Regions from separate parts of the Homo sapiens genome. Here region 2 is linked to region 1. The links are chromatin loops, found by intact Hi-C in ENCODE. Cell type or tissue: CD14-positive monocyte. All regions are shown on one strand. Links, peaks and the distances in the headings refer to the core of each region. The heading gives the core; the rest is flanking DNA.

The links. Hi-C counts contacts between places; a loop is a spot of excess contacts. Peaks named below come from ENCODE experiments on the same cell type or tissue, not always from the same donor. Only the 100,000 strongest peaks of a DNase experiment are listed, where the experiment ranks them.
Region 2: it touches region 1 in a loop (4-fold over the local background); 7 of 110 quality-filtered maps call a loop at or near these places.

What each region holds. Positions count from the first base shown.
Region 1 is chr20:34,958,877-34,963,270 of GRCh38, forward strand. The region is part of intron 2 of MYH7B (myosin heavy chain 7B); the gene reads left to right. Among named protein-coding and RNA genes, the nearest start is that of MYH7B, 5.2 kb to the left of the region's middle. In CD14-positive monocyte, for the core only: CTCF peaks have their summits at 2,072 and 2,274; a DNase peak (open chromatin) is centred at 2,095.
Region 2 is chr20:34,889,473-34,893,866 of GRCh38, forward strand. All of the region lies in intron 2 of ACSS2 (acyl-CoA synthetase short chain family member 2), which reads left to right. Among named protein-coding and RNA genes, the nearest start is that of ACSS2, 15 kb to the left of the region's middle. In CD14-positive monocyte, for the core only: no CTCF peak of the experiment used is centred there; DNase peaks (open chromatin) are centred at 1,919, 2,369 and 3,479; H3K4me3 peaks cover 1,330 bases; H3K27ac peaks cover 3,924 bases.

The DNA of each region.
Region 1 (4,394 bases), core at 320-4,319:
ACCACTTTACCCCCAGGACCTGACTGGTGCCTGCCACGTGGCAGATGCTCAATAATATTTGCTAACTGATGGAAATAGTTTGGGGAGAGAGAAAGAGAAGGAAACCAACATTTAATGAAAGCTGAGGATGTTTCAAGTACTTCTCACAAATTACCTCATTTAATCCCTTCACAGCCTTTCAAGGTAGAAATCGTATCTCCATTGGGTGAATAAGAAACCATGCTAAGTCAGGTCAAGTCTGTGGTTTGTTACTTTTGAGGCTATAGACTCGTCTGAGATCCATTAGTATAAAATTTTGCATCAGCTACGTGGAGGAATTCACAGACCTTCTCAGGCTCACTTGGGGATCTCAGATCAAGACACATAGGATTGGGGAACTTGCCCAGGGTCTTTTTGGCCCCAGGCCTTTGCTGGATCCTCACTCCCTGGCAAGGATGGAGTCCATGTAGTGGACTGTAGGGAACCTGCTGAAGATTCCGGAGCAGAGGGAGATGATTTGCCCTGAGCCTCTGGTGTCTCAGACCTGAGTTTGAATCCTGACTGTGCAGAAGTCATCTCACCTCTCCGAATCCCACTTTCCTCATTTTATTTTTTTTCTTTCTTTCTTTTTTTTTTTTTTGAGATGGAGTCTCTCTCTGTCACCCAGGCTGGAGTGCAGTGGCACGATCTTGGCTCACTGCAACCTCTGCCTCCCGGGTTCAGGCAATTCTCCTGCCTCAGTCTCCCGAGTAGCTGGGATTACAGGCACATGCCACCATGCCCAGCTAATTTTTTGTATTTTTAGTGGAGACAGGGTTTCACCTTGCTGTCCAGGCTGGTCTCGAACTCCTGACCTCGTGATCTGCCTGCCTCAGCCTCCCAAAGTGCTGGGATTACAGGTGTGAGCCACCGCGCCTGGCTTTCCTCACTTTCAAAGTGAAATCTGTTTTTTCCTAACAATAACTACCCTTTATTGATCTGGTCGCTAAGTGTCAGGTACTTGGCTAATGACTTTACAGTCGTTATCTCACTTTCCCTTACCTCCCTATCACATCAGTATCTTTATAGCCTCCATTTTACAGCCGGGGAAAGGAAGGCTTGAAGAGGTATCCTGACTTGCCAAAGATCACAGCAGCAGTGTCAGCCATGGTGTTCCCACATATGTACCTTGGGACATGCCATGGGCTCAGACTTCCCAAAGCTAACTGTTGAATCAATTTCATCCTCTGTTCTTGGGGTTTGTGGGAACATTTGGGTCTGAATTAGGTGAAAAAAGGTATGCAGGGATGTACTTCACTGTGAATGGAGGCCAATCCCTTAATTTTGTGTCTTGCCTTTCTCCCTGCGAGGGCCTCTCTCCAAGTCTGGACTGTGGGTTTTTTTTGTTTTTGTTTTTTTGAGATGGAGTCTTGCTTTGTAGCCCAGGCTAGAGTGCAGTGGCGCCATCTTGGCTCACTGCAAGCTCCGCCTCCCGTGTTCATGCCATTCTCCTACCTCAGCCTCCCGAGTAGCTGGGACTACAGGCGCCTGCCACCACGCCCGCCTAATTTTTTCTATTTTTAGTAGAGATGGGGTTTCACCGTGTTAGCCAGGATGGTCTCGATCTCCTGACCTTGTGATCCACCCGCCTCAGCCTCCCAAAGTGCTGGGATTACAGGCGGGAGCCACCGCACCCAGCCACTGGACTGTGCCTTTTGATTGGAACATCTCTGTCAGCCCCAGGGTCTGCATCACACATGGTCTGCATCTGTGCACATGGCTACTGTCTCTTTTTAGCAGTGATATCACCCTGCCTCATACTGTTGTTTATGAGGCCATCTCCCCACCTGGCTGGGGGCCACTGCTTTGGCCATTCAGAGTGGAATTCCTCTGTCTTCCAGCCCCTAGCACAGGCCTGGGCCAGCATTGCTGCTCAGGAAATGCCTGTGGAATCAAAGTGAGGACTGTCCCAGGTGTTGAGGATTTACTGTATGCTAGGCCTGTCCCTGACACTTTATATGTGTTATCTCATTTACACCCCCACAGTCATCCTGGGAGGGAGAAGTTACTCTGCCTATTTTACCGAGAAGAAACAGACTAATTGAAGTTGGGCTTTGCCTTAGGCCCTCTTGTGGTGGTTGATGGCACGAGGGCCAACTCTAGGGTCTGTGCCCTGGTCGTGTTTGAGGTGTGTGGGCTGAAAAAGGGAAGACACACTTCAAGGCTCCAGGGATCCTCAGAGACCTTCTACTAACAGGTTCCCAGTCCGGCTCTCATTTCATCCGTGAGGACACAGAAGGTTAGAAAGGGGAGATAACTTACTTATAGACCCTCTTCTCCACTTGTTATATACTTATGTATCCACTTACTTTTTGGCAGGATGGATCTGTTTTGACTCAACATTGTACCACCCATGTAGCCCAGTGCCTAATCCAGGTTGATGCCCAGTAAATACTTTTACATTTTATTTATTATGAAACCACTGAGAAAGGTATAAAAATTAACAGAACAAATACCTGTGTACCTACCATCCAGCTTGCAAAATAAAACACTGCTAATATAAAGACCTTTTTGTTTCCCTCCATGACTGACCCCCCAACCCAAGAAGTAAAGACTCTCCTGATTTGGTGTTTATTATTCCTATGCAATGTTTATTGAGATATAATTCATGCACCATAAAACTCCCCCTTTAAAGTGTGCAATTCAGTGGTTCTTGGTATATTTACAAGATTGTACAACCATTACCACTGTCTCATTCCAGAATATTTTCATCACCACAGAAAGAAACCTCATCCCTATTAGTAGATACTCCACAATTCTCCTTCTCCCCAGCCCCTGGCAACCAGTAATTTACTTTCTTTGTCTATGGATTTGCCTTTTCTGAATATTTCCTGTAGGTGGAATCCTACAATCTGTGGCCTTTTGTAACTAGCATCTTTCACTTAGCATAATGTTTGCAAGGTTCATCCATGTTGTAGCATGGATCAGAACTTTATTCCTTCATATGGCTGAATAGTCTTTCATTGTACAGATATATCACACTCTGTTCCTCCACTCATCAGTTGATAGGCATCTGGGTTGTTTCCACTTTTTGCCATTAAGAATAATGCTGCTATGGCCAGGAGTGGTGGCTCATGCCTGTAATCCCAACACTTTGCGAGGTTGAGGTGGGAGGATCACTTGAGCTGAGGAATTCAAGGCCAGCCTGGGCAACATAAGGCTCTCTACAAAAAAATTTAAAAATTAGCCGGGCGTGGTGGCATGCGCCTGTCATCCCCACTACTAGGGAGGCTGAAGTGGGAGGATCACTTGAGCCCAGTAGGTCAAGGCTGCAGGGACCTATGGTCACGCCACTGCACTCCAGCATGGGTGACAGAGCGAGACCCTGTCTCAAAAATAATTATAATAATGCTGCTATGAACATTCATGTACAGGTTTTTGTGTGAATGTTTTCTGTTCTCGTGGGTAGATACCTAGGAGTGGAATTGCCGGGTAATATGGTAAGTATATGTTTAACTTTTTGAGGAACTGCTGTTTTCCAAAGTGGCAGCAATTGTATCAGAGCTCCAATTTTTACATCCTCACCAATACAGTTATCCCTCTGTATCTGTGGGGAATTGGTTCCAGGACCTCCCATGGATACCAACATCCAAGGATACTTAAGTCCCTTATATAAAATGATGCAGTGTTTCATATATGCTTAAGTCCCTTATATAAAATGGTGTAGTGTTTCATATAAACTATATGCATCCTCTCATATGCTCTTTAATTTTGTTTTATTTTATTTTAAATTTAAATTTATTTTTATTTATTTTGAGACAAGGTCTCACTCTGTCAGGCTGGAGAGCAGTGGTGCGATCATAGCTCACTGCAGCCTTGAACTCCTCGGTTCAAGGGATCCTCCTGTCTCAGCTTCCCAAGTAGCTGAGACTACAAGCGAGAGCCACCACACTGTCCTTTCCATGTACTTTAAGTCATCTCGGCCGGGTGCAGTGGCTCACGCCTGTCATCCCAGAACCTCAGGAGACCAAGGCTGGCAGATCACCTGAGGTCAGGAGTTCGAGACCAGCCTGGCCAACATGGCGAAAACCCATCTCTACTAAAAATACAAAAATTAGCTGGGCGTGGTGGCGCACACCTGTAGTCCCAGCTATTCAGGGAGGCTGAGGCAGAGAATCGCTTGAACCCCAGAGGCAGAGGTTACAGTGAGCTGAGATCGCGACACTGCACTCCAGCCTGGGTGACAGAGCGAGACTCCGTCTCAAAAAAAGAAGTCATAAATGCTATATAAATTGTTATACTGTATTGTTTAGGGAATAATGACAAGGAAAAAAGTCTGTACATGCTCAGTACAGTTGAAACATTGTTTTCAAATATTTTCAAGCTGCAGTTGGTTGAATACACAGATGTGGAACCCATGGATATGGAGGTCCCAC
Region 2 (4,394 bases), core at 124-4,123, 70 kb before region 1:
TCTCAAACTCCTGACCTTGTGACCCGCCCGCCTCGGCCTCCCAAAGTGCTGGGATTACAGGTGTGAGCCACCATGCCCACCCACACCACTAGACAATCTTAAGCACAGACGTGATAATGATTTGGCTTCTATTTAGGCTCTATCTTTTATATTAAGAAGAGACTGTAGAAGGGGAAAAGTAGAAGCAGGGTAACCAATTAGGAGGCTATTGTAGAAATCCAGGTGATAGATTGTGGTGATTTAGACCATAGTAGTAGTCATGAAGATGGTTAGATGTGGTCAAATTCTGGATCTATTTTGAATGAAGAACCTATGGAATTTGCTGACTTGGATTGGGTCTGGGGAGTGAAAGAGGAGTTACGGTTGTCATCAACAGCGGATGAGGTCCAGGTATGGGAGATCTTGACTATTTTTGGAGATCTGTGAAAGGATTGCATGCAGCGGAAGTCGCAGCAGAGGTTAAGAGGATTCATCTGGATACATATGGAAATGGGAATGTGAAGCCAGAGAACTGAGAGTTTGTTATTCAGTCCTGAACTAGGATGCTGCTGGTGGGAATGGAATGGAACAATGACATTTTAGAGTGATTTGATAATTTTACAGTAATTTAATCTGTATAAAGGGCTTAGTGCTTGGCAGAAAGTGTATTAGCTATTTTTTTCATTATGGAAAGAAACCAGCACAGGTAACTAGGTGTGTAGATGGTGGAGAGACAGGGAGAAAGTGAAAGGAAAGAGTCAAGGATTCTCCTAGTCTATATAAACACTGCCTCTTTTGAAGGCACACGTTCATCTGCTCCAAGGGCTAAATTTTCCCTGCAAAATACAGACTTTGGTTCCAACTTTCTCATGCTGTCTTCCCCCTGGTGTGGCAGATAAATATGTTAGTGGGGGTGCATGTGTATATGTATGGGAAAATGATCAGTGACAAGGTATTGGGATAGTCATTCAGGGAGAGAGAGTCAGTGAGGGTGTTAGAGGTAGCTGAAGGAGTGGAAGGGAGTTAGCTAGTTGAAGGAACACTGGAGGACTGTCGGGGATTTGGGGGATTAAGTAAAAGGTTTATAAGGAGAGGGTGGAAAGAGTGGTTGATGGCTGATATTCTGATCATTTATACTAGCTACTCAGTCTCTACTTTTTCTAGAAGTCCCCAGTAACCAAAGCCCAACACATTTGGTATCGTTGATTCCTTCCATTGTTTGCTTTGCTTTGGGTTGCCTAAGGCTGTGGTTATCTCTGAGCCACCTAAATTCTCACCCTCAGCTGAAATCACTACTGTCTCTTCATGGCTCTCAGTATATTTCAATCCTTCTTCAGGAACTGGAGCTTTTGAGAATAAGGCAACTTTAGGATTGACCCTAGGACAGAAGCTCTGCTCTCAGGATCCTTGTATGCTCCTGAATATGAATTCCATAGTATGATATTTGGAGCTCCCCAGATCCTTGTAGGCATATGTGTGTGTGTGTATTTGAGGCCAAAAAAAAAAAAAAAAAGTCCCTACCTCCCCATGTCACTGAAGTGAACTCCAGAATATGGACCTAGATAATTTAGAGTCCCTGGACATGAATGATAGGACAATATACTCTAGGGCTCTGATTTTCCATATCACCTTGACAAATCTCCTTGACAAAACATGGGCTTGCCTCACCTTCTCAACCATCCCCACCTTCTCAAATACACACACTACATCTATATCTTTACTAGTTTCACAACAGCATATCTATTGATTAAGATATATTTGGTAAAGAAAAACACTCATTTTGAGAAAGATGACTTCAGACCATTCTCTTCCTCTCTCTGGGCCTTCTCTTTGTGGGCATGATGGGAAATGAACTACAGATACTCTGCAAGGTCCCTTTCATCTCTAATCTTCCAGAATTCTATGACTGTTTCTGAAGAGAGGAAGCAGTTTTTAGAAGTTCTGTTGCAACCTGTAGTGACTCTGTGGTGACTCAGTAGGCGGGTTGAATTTCTGTTGAGATGGTAAGAAAGAGGGAGGATTTTGTTTATTTATTTATTTATTTAATTTATTTTCTATAATGATGTTGACACCATAAAGCAAGAATTTTAGAAGGTTTGGAATGAAGGGGCTGAGGAAGGAGTCTGTTCCTCTTGCCTGAGGGTTGTTTGTGGCTGGTAGCATAAATACTCAAAGCTAATGGGAGATACATGGGAAATACCTGTTGTTGGGAACAGTCTTTCTCCACTTGAATGAGGTGAGCAGATTGTGGAGGTGAGCTGGAGGATTTCATGTTTAAGGTGGATTTCTAACCTGCTTCTCTCATTTCTCCCTGAGTTTTATGACCCTTGACACTTTACAGAACACCTCCCTAAAGTGGTGAAAATGAGACAAGTAGGCTGTACTTTCCGAGTCACTTTTTTTGGAAGTAGGTGGCATATGAATAATAAATGTATTGCTCTGAAGACTCTGTCTTGAGGCCTGTTTCAGTGTCCTGAGCTTCATATCAGCTACCTGAGTTTGTGTCTGGGCCAACTTCTTATACTGGCATGTTCAGTAAACATTTAATGAAAAGAATGGCTTTAGTTAATGCCCTTTTCTAAGCCTTCTTTTTCCCACTTATAAACTGTTAGGGATGTACAAGACTCTTTTTTAAGTTACTTCTGGCACTGACCTTCAGAATTTCTGTCACAAATGCAGGGAACTGCCTGGATAAATTCTCTACATTTCTGGGAGAAGTTAGGGGAGAGGAGGAACTGGCCTCCTCTCCTTTGAAGATACTAGGTGGTCAGATGGGAGCAGGGGTTCTTGCCTTATGGCAGCCCCACATTTATAACAATTAACTCAGAAGGCGTGGAGTTGAGGATGGGCCTTCCCCCACTTCCTGGATTTGGTTTGGGAGAGGTTGGGCACTGGTAATGATCCCCGGTGTCTCACATCTTGAACCTCTGAGAATTCAAGACTCTCAGTTTCAGTCCTTAGAGGTCATTTGGTCCAATTCCCACACAAATCAGGAATTGTAGTACCAATATCCCAATCCCTAACAATCCCCATAAGTTATCATTCTGATTCTGGGTCATTCTCATTCAATTCCTACATCTCTACCTTAATACTTACTAGTTGGGCAAGTTACCTCACCTCTTTAAACCTCAATTTTCATGTCTGTAAAATGGAAATAATAAGTCCTGTGACATAGATTGTTGTAAGGAAGAATTGGAATAATCTATATAAAGGGCTTAGTGCTTGGCAAAAAGTGTATTAGCTATTTTTATTATTATGCCAAAACCCTATACCTAAAACAGGTAACAGCGGTGCTGATCTGGTTGGAGCATGGATGGGAGGCCTAGAGCCACATTCTGTAGGCTTCTCCACCCTGTTACTGTGTTCCCTGTGAGGTGTGTGTCTGGAATCCCTAGGGATTTGCAAAGCTCAGTTTGAAAACCCCTGATCTAGTCCAGTGTTCTTGTTTTATAAATGAAGTGATACTGAGTCCACAGTCTCAGGTTCCTCATATGATGTGGCTTCCTAAACAACCATGTCGGTCTCCCCTGGATATACTTTAGTTGGCCAATATCTCTCATTAAGTATTCCAGCTATGGTCTGACTTGAACAGGGTACTATTACCATTCTTTCACTTTACATATCTAAGATTATATTAGCCTCATTGACAGCCACACTCTCCAGTCAGTTTATAATCTCTCATAATACTTAAGATTTTCCTTTTCTTTCTCTCTTTCTCTCTCCTTTTCCTTTTTCCTCTTTCTCCTTTCATTTCCTTCCCTTTCCTTCCCTTGTTTGTCTCACTCTGTTGCTCAGGCTGGAGTGCAGTGGTGCAGTTGTGGCCCACTGTAGCCTCAAACTCCAAGGTCCAAGTGATCCTCCCACCTCAGCCTCCTGAGTAGCTAGGAGCACAGTCATGCACCAACACAATCAGCGAATTTTATTTTTATTTTTATTTTGAGACAGAATTTTGCTCTTGTTGCCCAGGCTGGAGTGCAATGGTGTGATCTTGGCTCGCTGTAACCTCTGCCTCCTGGGTTCAAGCAATTCTCCTGCTTCAGCCTCCTGAGTAGCTGGGATTACAGGCACACACCACCATGCCCAGCTAATTTTTTTTTTTTTTTTTTTGTATTTTTAGTGGAGACGTGGTTTTGCCATGTTGGCCAGGCTGGTCTCAACTTCCTGACCTCAGGTGAGCTTCCTGCCTCAGCCTCCCAAAGTGCTGGGATCACAGACGTGAGCCGTTGTGCCTGGCCAGCTTGGAATTTTGAATTAGAGAAGGTACAAGAGAAGACTGCAAAATCTCAGATATAGGAGGGCCTTGGACTACCTATTATCTCTTTTTGGGATATAAAGTTTTTAGAACAGCCCTCTTCTAGGGTTCTAAGGTCTGGTCTACTTATGGTTTTACTATCATGGTTTATTATCATGGTTAC